3 separate regions of the Homo sapiens genome follow, and regions 2 and 3 are each linked to region 1. Evidence: chromatin loops called from intact Hi-C (ENCODE). Cell type or tissue: Caco-2. All regions are shown on one strand. Each heading gives the region's core, and the rest is flanking DNA. Links, peaks and the distances in the headings are about the cores only.

Region 1 (5,634 bases), core at 303-5,302:
GCTCTTCTGCTTCCCCCTAGGCTGCACTCCGTGCCCAATGCACCAGCTCAAGCCAGAGCACGTCCCTCCTCTGCTCAGAACTAAAGCCAGGTACTTGCCGAGGCTACAAAGCCATCTGGCTCCTGTGACCTCTTTGACCTCATCTTCCTCCCTCCTGCCGACCCCTGCAGCTCTGGAACAAGCCAGGCCTGCCTCTCCTCTGGGCTTTTGCCTGTGCCTTCCCCCTGCCTGGAACTCCCTCCCTACAGGGAGCCATAGAGCTCCTCCCAGCCTTTGCTCAAATATCACCATCTCTGTAGAGCCTTCCCTGACTGTGCTGCACACAATCTCCAAACTGCAGCCCTCCTATGACCAGCCATCCCGTCTCCACCAACCCCAACCCCTTCCAGCTTTTACTCTTCCCATAGCACTTATCCCCACTTGGCACACTGTTAATATATATACTTCCTTGCTTACTGTCTGACCCCACTAGAAAAAAGCTCAATGCAATGAGGACGTGTATCTGCTTGGTTCACTGATGTAACCTCCAGTGCCTAGAATTCAGTCTAGCACATAGTTGACCTTACAATAACTATTTGTTAGATGAAATGAAGAGACATCTAAAAAAACACAGGATACAAAGTACAGCGGAGACAATCCTATTTGTGTTTCAAACACATCTATATTTGTAACTAGAAGAATGTGCCCCATTATCTCATTATCCCTGGGTGATTTTCTGCATATGTGCGTTTTGGTGGTTTCCAAATTTTCTTAATTAAAGCATGGCTTATTTTTGTAGTAGAGAAATATGTTATTAAAAATAAATGCATAAGTACTTGTTGAACTAAAAAAGAAGATAATTGCCGAAATATTAAAATCTGCCTGTGCTTTTAAAAACTCAACTATCCATAAAGAAGATGCTTGACGATAATGTATATTCTCTGTTGGATTGAAACCTCAGCGGGCTGAAGCTCTTGATTTTTGCAAGTTGTCTTACAATACCTTAATTAGTCTAATTGTTTTGGGGTATGGAGGATCATACATTTGAGAAGGCAAAACCCAGGTTATCTCCTATCTCAGCTCTGGTCTGTACCCAACTTCTTGGAGGAATGTGACTAGAGAAAGTTCTTCTGTCATCCTTGCAGATTTCTGTCTTAAACTGGGTATTTATTTAAAGTACAGGACAAGGCCACACATATAGGGCCCAACTCCCCTCAGTTCCAGCAAGCCCCCTGGAGATCCGGAATCTCAGAGGCCTGCTAGATTCCCTTTTTCTTTCCTTGGGTTGCGGGTGGTCTAGGGATGGCAAGATGGGAAAGGAGGCGTTCAGGAATGAGAAAGAATCAAATGCTATACAAATTAAATCTCCTCAACACCGGCAATGTTCATGGAATTGAACCCAAACGCTGGATAGCTCATCAGTGAGCACTGTTTGGCAATGAATTGCTCAACAGAGACATTTTCAACAAAATATGAATTAGTTTAATCATTACATGTTCAAGAAAACCTTGTTGGAAGGAAAATGCCCTGCCTTGTTTCAGATTGCACACTGAACACCACTGAGGCTCTCCTCCCATCCCAAGGCCCTGGGGCCATCAGGCTGCCTGCTGGGAGGTGGCCCAGGGGTGTGGCTGCTGGTGCCACCAGGAGACGCCTGCTGTGCCTGCTCCTCCTCCCCCAGCGGCTCCTTCCCCAGTGCTTCCATGGCCAGGGGCCCCACACTAGGGCTTCAATTGCTCACCCAGGGTGGGCAGGCAGTGAGCACAGCTTTACCCAGGACTGGGGCCTCTGCCAGGGAGCTGGCACCCCCACGCCCATCCCGCAGAACGAGGCCAGGCCCTCTGGGACAGTCACACTGCACAAAGTCCAGATGTTACCGCTACGGAAAAGTGTCTTCGGCGTTACGAAGATGCAGTAACTCAAGGCCTTTGGGGAAAAGGCACATTTGAGTCTTGGAAAGTTTTTCCAGAGCTGGAGAACAAGTCTACGAGTACCGTGGATGCAGGAGATGACTGAGTCTCCTTCACGCCTTCATTCAGGCACTCGGCACACAGCCACTGAATACACACTACCTGCCAGCAAGCTGCACCATGTGCTAGGAAAGCAGGAAGATCAAGACAAGACCCTCGCTTCCTGGCAGCTCACATTCCAGTGTGGGGGTTGGGGGGTGGGGCAAATCAGCACACTACAAACAAAAGAGCAAGTGTGGAGACACAGGTGTTGAGGAACGGTGGAGGGAACCAACTCAGTGGGCCGGAGCGGGGGGTGTTGGTGAAGCCTTTCTGGAGGGGGTGTCAGAGGCAGGAGTGAGACCTGCAGAGAGGAAGGGTGTTGGCAAGGACAGGGAGCCCCAGACCCTCCCTGACCCTAATGTTTCCAGGCCTCCTTCGGACGGTGCACCGAGTGACTGGCGGAAGCACAGTGTAATCCTCCCTGGACTGGACTCTGGAACGGCATGTCCGGGGGGGGCAGGGGCGTTGTAGGCTGTTTAGTCACTGTGGCATCCCCAGTGCCTCACACACTGCTACATGATAGGCACTCGACAAATATTTGCTGAATTGAATGTTGTGGAATCATCAGAGCAGACCCGGGACATCTGGGTCCACGTTTGGTGGCGAACTGCAAAGCGATGGGTGCAAAGGTCGTCATGCAGGTGAAGCAATGAACACCGAGAGGGACCTGAGCAGACCCCACTTCCGTGTGCTCCAGCCTCTGCTGACAGCGCTCCTCTGAGCTAACGATCTCTCTCCTGGGGGAGAAAAAGGGCCACCTTCTTTCTTTTGCAAAGTAGGAAGAATTTCTAAGTAAATTTTGCTTTACAATGTTTCCCTAAGAATAAAGAGGAATTGAAGATTTTTTTTTTAACATATCCGTCATCATAAACCTCAAGGAATTAGATAATATAGGACCAATACAGGTTAGAAATATCCAGTCGTTCAGACAGAGACACATGTGAGTGCAGAAGGCTAAGCTATTTCACCCACAAACTCACTAAACAATGTTGTTTCCAATAGCAGAGACATCATAATTTGAAAAATAGTACATAATAATTATGCAAAATGGAAATAAGGTGCTTTTGAGTAGAAAAGAAAAAAGGCTACAAAGGTATTTCAGGAGAAAATGGTTCTATTTCCAAAAAGGGGAGAAATAAAACAAGGTTAACAGCTTAAAGCCCACGAGCCCTGTGACACCAAGTTGGAGACTATCAGGCAAAGACAGCTTCAAAAGTGCATATTTGGTAGAAAAATGAACAAAATGAAATTCACTGAAAGTCTTTGGATATTGGGTTGCTGTTGGGGCTGCCGATTCATTTTTTCCTTCTCTAAAGGGACACAGCATTCATTCACAGATGATTCCTTTATCTCACCTAAAACAATGCCCGTGGTATCGACTATTATCCTTGGCAAAGTGCCTTTGCATTAAAACATGGTGACAGCATTTCTCGGCCCTGATGTTGGGGAGAGTTCCTACCATGTAATTATCCAGCTCAATTAGAAGACAAGGTCAGAACAAACAGATCCAGAGGGAAGGTCCATGCCTGCTAGACACACAGATGTGGTCCCACATCATTTTCTTTTTTCTTTTTTTCTTTTTAGGTAGCCTGTTACTGTTTCATACACATGGTTTTCAAAGTAACAGGCAGCCAGATAGTAAGACTGCAGGGAGCAAATGAAAATTCACATTTTTTTGATTGAGTACCTATATTGCAGGCAGTTTCACATATAACATTTCATATAATGTCTACAGAAATGTACACAGCTAATTGTCTATGACATTGGTATTACTGAGACCATCTCACAGATGAGGAAACTAAGGTTCATTAATTTGACTGATAAGACTTATAAGAGGTTCATTACTTTGAGCCTGGTTTAGCTAATAAGTTTCATAACCAGAAGTCAATCAGATGTGGCCGCCATCAAAGCCCATGGGCCCAAGGCATGGTCTCTCAATTGTACCACAATGAGGCCTACACTTCTGTTTTGCACTCTACACATTTTCTTAGTGGAATACAATAACAGCTGTACCTGTTTTCACCTTTTTATAAGGATCTCAATGATCCTCATTAAATGTAATTAAGAACACAGTGAAACCTGAAACTATTCTGCGTGAAGGTGCCTTGTCCAGTCTGGGGAGAAGACAAGCTCGGAGTCTTGGGTGACAAAGTCGCTCATTGATGGATTGCCAGCAGTCTGGTAGTAACGCCTTAGTGACTGAAGGTCAAGAACATTTCTCTTGGGCTCCGCTTCCCAATTCCAGTTGAAGAATAACAAGCTCTGTGGTTTCTACACAACAGAAACCACAGATTCCCAGGGGCCCTGTCAATCAAGCTTGACACTAAATGGTGATGACTGCTCCTGTTATTGCAAAATACATGTATACTAAACAAAGACCGTACTGGTTAGTTTTGCTTAAATACTGGAGGATTCTGACCAGTACAATGCTAAAACATAAACTTTCATTTATGAAAAAAGATAAACTTTCTAAAATTCCCAGGTTATACTCAAGAAGTAACTTGCTCCCTGTGAAGAGAGGGTGGGGTTGCAGAGACTCCAGAGATCTCCACTTCTGCAGTGTCAGTGTGGAACTGTATCTATTGCTCCAGTATCCACTCCTGACCAGCAGGAATGGCAAAGAACCTCAGAAGAGTACAGGTGGTAGGTGCTGAGTAAAACTGGAAGTCTGAGTGTGTCTCCTAGACACTAGCAACTACAAGGATATACTTTCAATGAAACTCTTTGAACTCATTGGGAGAAACCTGAAAAATACCATGTGCTGTTGAGGAATTAATGCCCACTCCCACCCCCAGTCTTCATCTAATTATGCTTTTATAATTAATTAATTAATGCCCACTCCCACCCCCAGTCTTCATCTAATTGTGCTTTTTAAATTAATTAATTAATGCCCACTCCCACCCCCAGTCTTCATCTAATTGTGCTTTTTTAATTAATTAATTAATGCCCACTCTCACCCCCAGTCTTCATCTAATTGTGCTTTTTAATTATTTTATTTTATTTTATTTTATTTTTTTGAGATGAAGTCTTGCTCTGTCGCCCAGTCTGGAGTGCAGTGGTGCGACCTCGGCTCACTACAAGCTCCGCCTCCCGGGTTTTTGCCATTCTCCTGCCTCAACCTCCCGAGTAGCTGGGACTACAGGCACCTGCCACCACGCCTGGCTAATTTCTTTGTATTTTTAGTAGAGACAGGGTTTCACCATGTTAGCCAGGATGGTCTCGATCTCCTGACCTCGTGATCTGCCCGCCTCAGCCTCCCAAAGTGCTGGGATTACAGGTGTGAGCCACTGCGCCCACCCTATCGTGCTTTTTAAATTAATTGATTAATGCCCACTCCCATCCCCAGTCTTCATCTACTTGTGCTTTTCCAAGTATATTCATCTATGGTTAAACTTTCATATCATTTCTTTACTTTTCTTTTAAGCCACACACTTCTGAGATTAAAAAACAACAACAACAAAAAAACTGTTCAGCTCATTTTGAAATACAACAGAAGTATTCCTGAGGACTTCCCCATGGCAAACACGATTATTAACTGATTACTAAAAAGAGAAGGGCAAAAGGCAAAATAATGGACATTAGATCTAGGGAAAAATGGTGGAAACAACCTTAAAGAATACGGTGGAGAAACATCTGGAAAAAG
Region 2 (5,634 bases), core at 369-5,368, 55 kb before region 1:
TTTATAGCAATGTGAAAATAGACTAATACAGATGGGAATCTGCAGCCAAAGATGAGAAGGCCTGCTCCAAGAGTGGTCCACCAGCATCCATATCATCTGACAGCCTAGCACATAAGCAGATTCTTGGCTTGTCCCAACTATGGAATGGGAATCTGCATTTCACCGAGATTCCCCAGTGATTGAAACTTTCAGGTTTGAGAACCCCACTGTGGGGTGCCAGTAAATACTCCCCAGTCCACACATTCCTATGTGCCTCTTTATTATGTACTCAAATACACTCACTTGTATGATAAAGAGCTACCCTTAGAGAACGCAGCTTAGTCAGGTGAGGGGCCACATCACAGAACACACCCACACCCAAGCGTTTTCACGCAGAGCACTTGGTGATTTAGAACAGCTCAGGGTATCTGGAGAGCTGTGCCATTCTGCCCCCAAGCAGGGCTGCTGTCACTCACTGACAGTACCCATGATTCGCATGTCATGATTCAGGGGCTCGAAAAGGAATGCCCCTCCCTGCAGTCTTCTTTAAAAAATGTATATTTTTTAATTTTTAGAAATAGTCTCACTCTGTCACCCTGGCTGGAGTGCAGTGGTGCTATCATAGCTCACTGTAGCCTTGACCTCCCAGGCTCAGGTGATCCTCCCACCTCAGCCTCCCAAGCTGCTGGGACTATAGGTATTCACCACCATGCCTGGCTAATTTTTAAATTTTTTAAATTATTTATTTATTTATATATTTATTTATTTGAGAGATGGAGTCTTGCTGTGTCACCCAGGCTGGAGTGCAGTGGCGTGATCTTGGCTCACTGCAACCTCTGCCTCCCCAGATTCAAGCCATTCTCCTGCCTCAGCTTCCCAAGTAGCTGGGACTACAGGTGTGCACCACCACGCCCAGCTAATTTTTGTGTTTTTTTTAGTAGAGACAGGGTTTCACTATATGTTGGCCAGGCTGGTCTCAAACTCCTGACCTCAGGTGGCCCGCCTGCCTTGGCCTCCTAAAGTGCTGGGATCACAGGCATGAGTCACAGTACCCAGCCTAATTTTAAATTTTTTATAGAGACAAGGTCTCACTATGTTGCTCAGGCTGGTCTCAAGCAACTGGCCTCAAGCTAGTGATCCTCCTACCTTGGTCTCCCAAAGTGGTTACAGGCATGAGCCACTGTGCCCAGCCTTGGTCTTCTTTAAATGGCTGTCAGAGGTCTGGAAAGCTGCTATAGCCCTTTAGCCTAAGGCTTTGGTGTTTGTGAAAGTACAATCCCAGAGTTAAGGAGAGTGCTTTGAACTGCTACTGGCCATGAATTATTCATGGAAAATTAAAGTTCCAGGTTCGAGGGAGAGCAGGCAGTGTGGAGGGCAGGGCGGGGCAATGGCAGGAGGAAGAAGCAGGTCTCCTACTTCTCTCTTCCTGAGGCCCAAACCTTCTGCTTAGAATAACTGAACAGCTGTGGAGCCAGTCCAAGGACTCTGGGTGGCCTTGCCCTGCCAAGCAGGATACCCTCTTTTGGCAGGTGCCACATCTGCCTGGCACCCCAGGTGGCTGCCCCATCAAATGGCACTAATGTCACAGGCATCTGGAGAGGTGCTGAGCTCCAAAAGCAGGGGCCTTAAGAAGAGGGAGGCCTTGCAACTGATTCTGCAATAAGGAGAGAACAAAGAGATGGCACGGCTGTGTGCTTCCCCTGAGCACTGGATAGAAATCACTGGCTTTGAATCCATCAAAGATAAGGTCAGGTCTCTATGGGTGCCAGCTGGGTGCCACTGAGGCCTAGATTAATAATAATCCTAATGTCAGCTGTGAAATCTATTGCCTCTATTTACTCCTGCAAACATGGGTAGAAAAACTAGACCTGATATCTTTTTATAAAATACGAACTCAGTCAAACATTTGTGTTAATTTCAGTAGAAAAGTTTAGAAACTGAATTGTGAAGGTGAATATTTTAAAATGCAGGAATGACAAACGTATCAACACTACAACTATTTAAATAGCCTAGTTCTGAGTAGCAATGACTTGATAAAGTGAGTATTTGCTGACACTCCTGAAGATAAACTCTATTGATCTTTAGTTCCAAAGTGCATTTTTTAAAAGATTGAACCTCTGTTACAAAGAGGTGAAATGCTGAAAGCTAGAATTCAAAAGACATAGTAAACTGAAGCTTAAGAATTAAACCGAAACCCAAAACTCTTTGACTAAATATTTGGAGAGCTCTTTATGTAAAAGAAATGGAAGGATCAGAAGACCTGGATTCAGGGCCCAGCGATGCCATGAAAAAAGTCAACCAATATTTATGAAGGATTTACTATAAGCCGGTGCTGCACCAGGGGTTGCCGAGGGCCGCTGGGGTCCTGGGAGGGCTCTGCTGGGCTGTCTGATGAGCACAGCAAGTCTTGAGCCCGTCTTGCCACCCATTCTGATCTGATCTGTTCTCCTGGCCCTTAAAGAGTCAGCTTTCTAAATGCAAGTCCCATCAAGAAACTCAGGCCCTCCCATACAGCACACAATCCATGAACCTTCTCTCTCCTTGCACGATCTTCCATGGAGCCTATGCTCAAAACACGGTGGCCTCCTTGGGTTTCCCTGAGCGGGCAATGCTGTTTTCTACTTCCAGGCATTTGCACGTGATATTTTCTCTGCTCGGGATTCCCTCTCCTGCTGTCTGCGCAGATAATCCTATCCTTTGAGGGCCAGTTCCAGCTTCTCTTGTGAAAACACTTTGCAAGCAGAGTTACTTGTTTCCTCCTTTGGGCTCTCACTGCGCCTGCCTTGTTTTATTTATCCAGCCACTAGATCTGTATTGTGCTTCTACTGGGGGCCAGCCCTGGGCTCTGAGCTGGGGACACAGCAGGAACTCAGACTTCTTCTCTGCTGGTGGTGTTTACAGGCCAGAGGGAAGACCCAGTACCGATGATGTCAGGAGGATTTGTTTCCAGATCTTCCTGCTGCTCCAGGGCAGTGACCACGGCCTATCCACTTTCAAGTCCCCATCATCCAGCAGAGAGTCTAGCACATAGGAGATGCCCAAGATGGAGGACTGCCATGCTCCCGCACCTCCACCCTGCCTGGGAATCACAGCCACAGGCCCTCAAGTGCTGCAACGCTGTCCACCAGGCAGGCCACTCTTGTGCCTATAGCCCCTCACTTGCAGAGGACACCTTTCCAAGGTGCTCTGTGGATCTGACTCTTTCAAAACTTATCCACAAGCTGCTGCTGATCCAGAGCCAACCTCGCATGGCCAGGTAGCACCCCCAAAAAGGGCCGGCTGAGAAGGCCAGCTGTGTACCTCAGGGAGCCCCGCTGTTCTTTCTTCCACACAATGCATCCAACAGCTGCCTAGGCCCATGGCTTTCAGACACACTTGCATCCAGGGCAGATGGGAACAAGGGGGCTTGAAACCCAGGGCTTCACATACCAACCTTGGCACAAAGAAACTTTTTCTTCAGTGTTCTAGCCTGAGGCCAGTGGCCAATCATGAAGTCTTTCTCTCATCTGGAGATCACAAACACCTGTGGCCTGTGTCATGTGGCACAAAGAGAGAAGCAGAGGGAGGGTTCCTGCTCTACTCAATTTTTCTGGTTTTGGGTTTTTTTTTTTTTTTTTGTATTTTTGGTTTCCTTTGGTTGTTGGTAACAGTTGTGCCTCTGCCTCTTTGGGCTGCTCTTTGTGGCTTAAATACAGCAATTGAAAAAGGAATAATAGGCATTTGCAATAGCTAGTGGGTCAAACACTAGAATTTTGGGGGGAAAACCTCTAGCAGTTAGGCAAGTGTATATGAGTCAGTATATTTATTTATTTATTTATTTTTTGAGATGGAGTTTTGCTCTTGTCACCTAGGCTGGAGTGCAATGGCGCGATCTCGGCTCACTGCAACCTCTGCCTCCTGGGTTCAAGCAATTCTCCTGCCTCAGCCTCCCGAGAAGCTGGGACTACAAGCTCCTGCCACAACACCCAGCTAATTTTTTTGTATTTTTAGTAGAGACGGGGTTTTGCCATGTTGGCCAGGCTGGTCTCGAACTCCTGACCTTAGGTGATCCACCCGCCTCGGCCTCCCATAGTGCTGGGATTACAGCCATGAGCCACCGTGCCCATCCCAAGTCAGTATTTTTCAAGGAGATTTTTATACACAAGCATTTTGAAAGAGTATGTAAAATGGTCTCTTCCTTCATATAGTCCCCCAACCAATTGGTGGACGTTGCTGGCATGGAGACAGAAATAATAACAGCACTTACATCTAGTGTTACCCTTGCAACCAGCCTGTGGGCAAAAATTAGGGGAGCTGGGGATGAAGAAATTGGGGCTGTGCGGCATGTGGGCTCAAGGATGGGAAGCTGCCCGTTGACAATTGTTTCACACAGAATTCCTGGACTTGCTGGAGGCCTTCTATCAGCTGTTTAACTTCTGCCTGTGACTTCAAGTAAGTCATCTTTTCTTCCTGAGGGAATAGCAGAGCACTTCCATCCTGATAGATCCATTTGTCTCCCATCAGATTTATTCCTGCCCCAAATTCAGGGATCAAATATCTATGTGTTACCATATAAAGTAACTGGACTCTGCTTTCTTACAATGCAAAAGGAAAAATCCCAAATTATAAAAGATGTAGAGTAAGATTCTTTCCTACCATTGCAGCTGTAGTGGTAGTGCCCTAACTGCCCTTGGGCTGGGGAAGGAACAAAGGGCCTAGTCACTATGCTGGCACCTCCAGCACACCACAGCCACCAGAGAGGAGTCCCGTCTCTTCCCTGTGAGCCCCCATGCCCCACTCTTCAACAAGTAGAGTCCCTGGCTCAGGCCAGCAGTGCAGCCTCCCTGCCCCAGTGTTCACTCCCATCCAGACCAGTAGCTCAGCAGTTCTCTGAGGTGCAGCTCCTAGAGGCAACCGAGATCTCCTCGGCCACTGCCATTGCAAGGGTGCTGCCTTGCTGCCCTTGGACTGGGAAAGGAACAAAGACCCTGAGTGCTTCAACCATACTGCCAGCAAGCTGCAGTTGCCCTAAGGAGAAGAGGCCAGGCTGTCTCCCCTGGGACCCACCCACCCACCCTGCTCATCACTGGAAAGGGTCCCCTCCACTTAGGTCCACAGCACAGCTGCCCCATCCCAGGCCAATCGCAATGATTGATCATGGCTCTGCATCTCTTGGTGGGTGGAGCCCCACAACAGAAGTGAAAGGCCCTCTGCTACAACCACTGCTAAGGGCCCTTCCTCTGCTGCCTCCAAGCTGAGGACAGAATATAAAGCCTGAGCTTACCCCAGAGCTGCAGTGGGCATCCTGGGAGTGCCAAGCCGAGATCTGCAGCCAGCACCTAAGTGGGAGAGGAGCCTACACCTCAGAACACTGAGAGGGCACACAGCTGAAAATGTGTGGAAACGCCAAGGAGCTGCATGGCTGAGGAAGAGCCTACCTGCTGGCCCTTACGTTTAAGTGCCATCTACTGTATCAAAGCCCAAAACTTCAACACCAAAAACAAACAAAACAAAAAAAGCAGAACAATAACAACAAAACAAACGAACCAACAAAAAAAAAAACACCTTTGGTAATATACTCCCCATGCGAAACCAAGGACAATAATTAACTATAAATAAAGACCTTGCAAAAAGCCTTGGTCCTCTGAAAACATCCAGAAAAGTCTACTGACTGTA
Region 3 (5,634 bases), core at 369-5,368, 110 kb after region 1:
TGAACCCAGCCAACCATCCTCACCCCCACGCCAACCCATGCTGGTAGGCCCTGCTGGAGAAAGCAGAGTGGGAAGCAGATTCCCCAAAACATAAATGCCCTCCAGTCCTCGGGGCCCTGCATCCTGCGCATCTCTGTAGACACTTTCCCTTCCTATTTCACTGAGTGACATTTCCAAACGCTGAGACCCCAACCCTCACATCTCTGCCCACTTGCTGTATTATGTTTAAAATCAACCATCACACTGGCTTCTGAACACAGATAAACCAAGGGCATGAGGCGAGCCCTCCCACAGCTGCCCCTCCACCCGCCCTTCCTCCTTCCTCCTGTGCTCCCAGGCCCGATGCCCCTCCAGGTCTACGCCTGAGCCTTGTCCCTCCGCCCTGCACGCCCTCTTCCTTCCCTCTCTTCTCCCTGGGGCCCTTGCTCCCCTGCCACCCCAGCTCGCACCGTGCCTCTCCTCCTTTTCCTCTAGACCGATTCCTCACCTACCTTCTCCTCCAGACACTATCTTAAGTTCTCCTTCCCTTACAGCTGCCTTTTATAGAAAGGCCGTCTGCAATGGATGCGCCCACTTCCTGGTCCCTCAGCCCCAGCTGTCACTTTTCAACCCACTACAATGAAGTCTCCGTTTCCACGGAAAACGCTCTTATGGAGGTGAACGGCCTCCCAATGGCCAAAGGTGAGACGGCTTCCCGGCTTCTCTCCTGAGCTCTGTAGAACCTCACGCTGGCCCCTCTCCCGTGGCCTGACTCCCTCCTAGTGCGGCTTCCAGCTCCCCATCCTTTCTGTTCCCTCCCACACACCTGACCGCTGTTTTCCTCCAGCATCCCCTTCTGATCGGCTCTTCCACCTTCTCCCAGGATTCTCCTCATCCAAACCCACAGCCAGGGCTTCCCCAGTGTCAAGCACCAGGCTACCCTCTCTTCTGGGTGCCAGACCCACACATCCTGCGAGCTGGTGCGCTTCTCCCCCTGAGTGCCCCGTAGGCCCCTCAAACTCAACGAGTCAGCTCCATGAAGTGGGGGCCAAACTGCTCTGTGGGTCACCCTCGATCCTAAGACCCTAATGCGGCATGTGGCATGCCATTGGCATTCCATAAATGACTGTTGAATGTTCCAAACCAAATTCATTGATTTTTCCCTTAAAATTGCCTCTCTTCTTGGAATCCCCATCTCAGTGAATGACACCATCCAATCATCCAAGTCGAGTCCTTAGGTCATCCTAGCTGTCCCTTCCCCACCTCCCCACCCAGCATCCATTCAGTGTCAAGCTGTGCAGCTCTCATCTCCATAACGTTCCTTGTGCCAGATCCCTCCTGCCCAACCCAGAACCACCACCTTGCGGGAGGCTCTCACATCTGAACGTGAGCAGCATGACCGCCTCCTTTAGACCTTCCACCCCTGGTCTGGCAGCCTCAGATTCACTGCCCCAGGATCCTCACACTCTGACCCCATCTGCCTCTCTAGGTAGAATGCAGGGGACTAGATGGGGAGCCAGTCTGGTTGGGGGATCAGGAGACTTCTGTGAGGAAGTGCCTATTGAGATGACCTCTGCAAGATAGTAGGAGGTGGTTAGGCAAAGACCTGTGGGGTGGCAGAGGGCAGAGCAGCAAGCATTACAGAGGAAACAGGTGTCCAAGGGTTCTAAGGTTGGCAGGGGCACAGCACGTTCTAGAAGCTACAAGACAGCCGGTGTGGCTGGAGCCCAGGCAGCAAAATGCAGCATCTGGCCAGATGAGGCTGCAGGGGAAACAGGGACCGGATGGCCCAGGGGCTGGGGATGCAGGCAAGAATTTTAGTTTCTACTTCAGAACACCAGGAAGCAGAAGAGTGACATGATCAAGTCTGCCTTTTGAAAAGATCCCTCTTCAAAAATGCTTAGTTAATGAAGTAATGATGGATAATTTCCTAACATGATAAAATGCAGATATCGCAACCAAAATTCAGCATTTAGAAAGGGAACACTAGTCGCATTTCACTATTGAAAAGCAAGACACAATGTCCGCTATCATTGTTCTTTGAGGAGCTGGCCAACATAATTGGGTGAGAAAGAAATTAGAGATTTAAAAATGAGGAAAAAAGAGGTACAGCTCTCACTATTTGCATATGATATGCCTATACAGCTAAAAACCCCCAAAGAATCCATTAAGAAACTACTCAAACCATAAGAGAATTCAGTAGGGTGGTAGAAGCAAGTTAATATGTAGAAATCAATAACTTGCTTGTATATGAACAATAACCAGTTTCAAGAGATATTAGAAGGAAAGGCCTCCATTTATAATAGAAGCAAGAGGGTGAAATTAACAGTAAATGAAACAAGAGTTGTACAAGATCCTTATGAAGAGAATTTAAATTAACCTGAGGGACGCAGAAAACTTGATGTCCATTCCTGGACAGGAAGATTCAACAATAAGACAATGTCAATGCTTCCTAAATTAATCTATAAACATAATGCAACCCCAATAAAAATAACAATGGGAGTCTTAAACATCAGAACACTCTTGATTTTGGAGTTTATATGAAAAGCTCCCTCTGGCTGCAGTGTGGCTGGCTATGGACTGAAGAGTGAGAGTGGGCGGGCTGGCGGGTGACCTAGGACACCTGGCAGGGATCCTGCTGAAGAAGCTGGGCCCAGCTGACTCTGGGGCCTGGGGTGGGGTTGGGGACGCAGTGAAGGGCACATTTGAGAGATATTTCTATGGAGAAATTCCCAGGCCGTTGTGATTGATTGGATAGGGGAGGTGAGAAAGAGAAGTCAAACCAGGACTCCCGGTTTGTTCATTTAATCATTAATCGAATCTCCTGCAAACTTATCCCCATGTTACTAAAATCACTGCTCGGGGCAGGGTTTCTGGGCCCCCAGACAGATTTCACAAGAACCTCCAGAAAGGCTTTTTAACCAGTTGTTTGTTCATAGCCAAGCGAAGCACCACGTTTGCTCTCTGACTCTGCTAATCAGGTGTTCCGCTTAGAGCTTTGGAGAACAGGACGGCTTCAAGCTCAGAAAGCCTCAGAAAGACACTTGTTCTCTCCCTATCTGTGCTGTCAGTCCCCCTTTTGATTCAAAATCGCACCACCAAAAAATAGGGCAGTGATTGTGTTTGAGTTTGACCTCGTCAGATTCAACGTTTACTTGAGCTGTGGCTTGACATCTCCATACTGCCTTCACTCTTCTTTAATAAACAAATAAGTCCTGAAGGCAAAACAAAATTTCTCACCACCACTGGCATACCATTTTATCACAGCAATATCCCTTTAAGGTTTGCCTTTTTTCCCCTCTGTTCAGAATTCTTTTCAACACATTTTTCAGACAGAACAAAGTGAGTTTAAATATATCACACAGTGGCTGCCTCTCAAACATCTACAGAAATCATTTCAGTGAATGTGTTGTTTGATATGAAAAAGAAGTGTATTTGGTTTGGGTGCGAACAGACTGTTATGCAAAGCACGCATCTGTTAAAACTCAGGTGAAATAAGCCGAAGCTTTGGATGGGACAAGTTGAGGCCCAGCTTACCTCAAGCGCCTGCCAGGCTGGGCTTTGTTTGGGAGCTACACAAGCGCTGATGGATGCCTGAACCAGTGTGCTCTGAAACCTCATATTGCACACGAATCGCCTGGGGGGTCAGAGTCTGCAGGTCTGGGGTGGAACCTGAGATTCTGCTTTTCCAATGAGCTCCTACACGATGCCATCCTCCAAATCCACAGATGGCACCTGGAGTGGTGAGAGTTTAAATCGGCTCAGCAAGTTGGAAGCCACATTTCTCAAGGATTAGCCTGTAGGTTGGGATGCATTCTCCTTGCTTACAAAACAGAGATTTTGCCACCGTCTTATGTCAAACAACTTCAGATCTAACAAGTGGATGTTTTCAAGTCTCTTCAGACTATAATATTTGGAGGTCAGAATACCCAATCTCAGTGTTATACATGCCGAAAATTCATACCTGGAAAATCCCGCAATGCTTAGTAAACCCTCACCAATTTGGATTAAATAAAAGGGGAACTTTATTTATGAAATTTTAAAAATATAATCCTGCTTATTACTTTCATCTGCTTCCCTAGGGATAATGTTATTATACCTCATTTGCACTAAGAAAAAAAAGTCTAGGTCTTCCCAGCACCCTGCCGCACCATATGAATAATCACAAATTCCAAATAAAAGGAAAAGGATTTTCAAGAGTCCTCCTACATTTAAAATTAAAAGGTCCCTAAAACTTACAATATCTGTGTCAGTTCCTTCAGCTGTGACTATCCGGCCAGTGGGGCTTCATTCATCCCATTTTTGAGGTGGGAAAATTAAGGCCTAAAGTCACATGAAAAGTCAGTAGAACTCAAAGTCAATGCCACTTTGGGGACCTTATTAAGCTAAGGAATATCAACAACAATAACTTTTACCCATTCAAGTGCCAGCTGCCTTGAGGGAAGGTTTGTGTCTCCTGACAAGCATATGATCTCAGTCTAGTTTGTTTGGCCTGGAAAACATTTTCCTTATCGACTGAAAAGTAGAATGCATGAGAAAGAGTAAATGAACTGCTTTTTAAAAAGAGGGGAAGTAAAGTTAGTAAAGCACACACATTTCAGCTGCTTTTCCTATAACTACACAGATCTGTGCTCCTTGACCCAAAAGGCCATCGGGACAGATTGTGGGAAGAGCCACTCTGTTTTGCAAAGAAGTATATAAAATACAGAATAAAAAGGTACAAAATTTAAAAATATAAAAAGCACAGAAGGGGTCGATACAAATGCCTTGGGCATGCTATTACTGTACTATCTCTTCCTCCTCCTGGTTATCACAGAGAGGGCTTACCGTGCCCGTCCTGATCATGGAGAGTAGAAACCTTAAAACATGGGGCATCTTTAAAAATCATTAAATGAAAACAGAGTGTAGAGTCTGCCACATAGCAAGTGCCCATGAGAAGCTTTCAGTTACCTCGGGTTCTATGAAAACCAGTAACCTGCCACTGATGGTCTTCCCACTGTCCTATCAGAGCTGATTGCTTCCCGGGGTAACGCTCCACTAGAGGCTGCTGAGTTTAGCTTCATAATAGCGAACGGGTCCCTTCTATTCCTTTAAATCTGGGATGTGTGGGATGGAAGTACAGAATCCAGAAATGGAGATGGAATTTTTTAAAATCTGGAACATTCATTGAACATGTATGGGAAACATCTGGCAGAGAAAAAAAAAATACAATTTGCATTGTTTCTCTGACAGCAACCCTTGCACCAATGTCCACATCTATCTTAACACAGAGAGTTTTCTGACATCCCACCCTCAATCCACCTTTCTGTGTTACTGTTATCCCTTGATTAATAAAGCTAACCTAAGACTATCCAGAGAAGAGCCTCCAGATGCCTGGAAATGCTCTGGATGGGGCTGGGGAAAGCTACAGTCCAGCCGGTTGGAAAGGGCTCTCAACTGAGACCCAGGTACGTGGGTTCGAGTTTCCTCACCTCATCAGTTTCTTACCTGCTAAGTGGAGCTAAATCGCCTGCCCCTCAGAATCGTTATGAGGCTCTTGAAGCCTAGAACGAGTTCAATACATGCTGAGTGAATGAATGCATCTTCAGATGAAATAATTATGTGAAACACACAATCCAGGCCGGGCGCGGTGGCTCACACCTGTAATCCCAGCAC

What was found. A loop is a pair of places that touch in the nucleus more often than their neighbours do. Peaks named below come from ENCODE experiments on the same cell type or tissue, not always from the same donor. Only the 100,000 strongest peaks of a DNase experiment are listed, where the experiment ranks them.
Region 2: a loop joins it to region 1, with 6 times the contacts of the local background. A loop is called at or near these places in 7 of 110 quality-filtered maps.
Region 3: it touches region 1 in a loop (5-fold over the local background); 4 of 110 quality-filtered maps call a loop at or near these places.

Annotation. Positions count from the first base shown.
Region 1 is chr6:157,528,106-157,533,739 of GRCh38, reverse strand. The region is part of intron 1 of ZDHHC14 (zDHHC palmitoyltransferase 14); the gene reads right to left. MIR3692 (microRNA 3692) reads right to left here and starts at 4,608; the gene lies at 4,540-4,608. RefSeq lists enhancers at 1-113, 114-614, 1,181-2,085, 2,086-2,991. In Caco-2, for the core only: no CTCF peak of the experiment used is centred there; DNase peaks (open chromatin) are centred at 1,739 and 2,469; H3K4me3 peaks cover 867 bases.
Region 2 is chr6:157,583,376-157,589,009 of GRCh38, reverse strand. The region is part of intron 2 of ZDHHC14 (zDHHC palmitoyltransferase 14); the gene reads right to left. Among named protein-coding and RNA genes, the nearest start is that of MIR3692, 57 kb to the right of the region's middle. In Caco-2, for the core only: no CTCF peak of the experiment used is centred there; DNase peaks (open chromatin) are centred at 1,674 and 2,329.
Region 3 is chr6:157,421,871-157,427,504 of GRCh38, reverse strand. All of the region lies in intron 1 of ZDHHC14 (zDHHC palmitoyltransferase 14), which reads right to left. Among named protein-coding and RNA genes, the nearest start is that of ZDHHC14, 43 kb to the right of the region's middle. RefSeq lists a silencer at 3,062-3,262. In Caco-2, for the core only: no CTCF peak of the experiment used is centred there; a DNase peak (open chromatin) is centred at 2,754; H3K4me3 peaks cover 150 bases.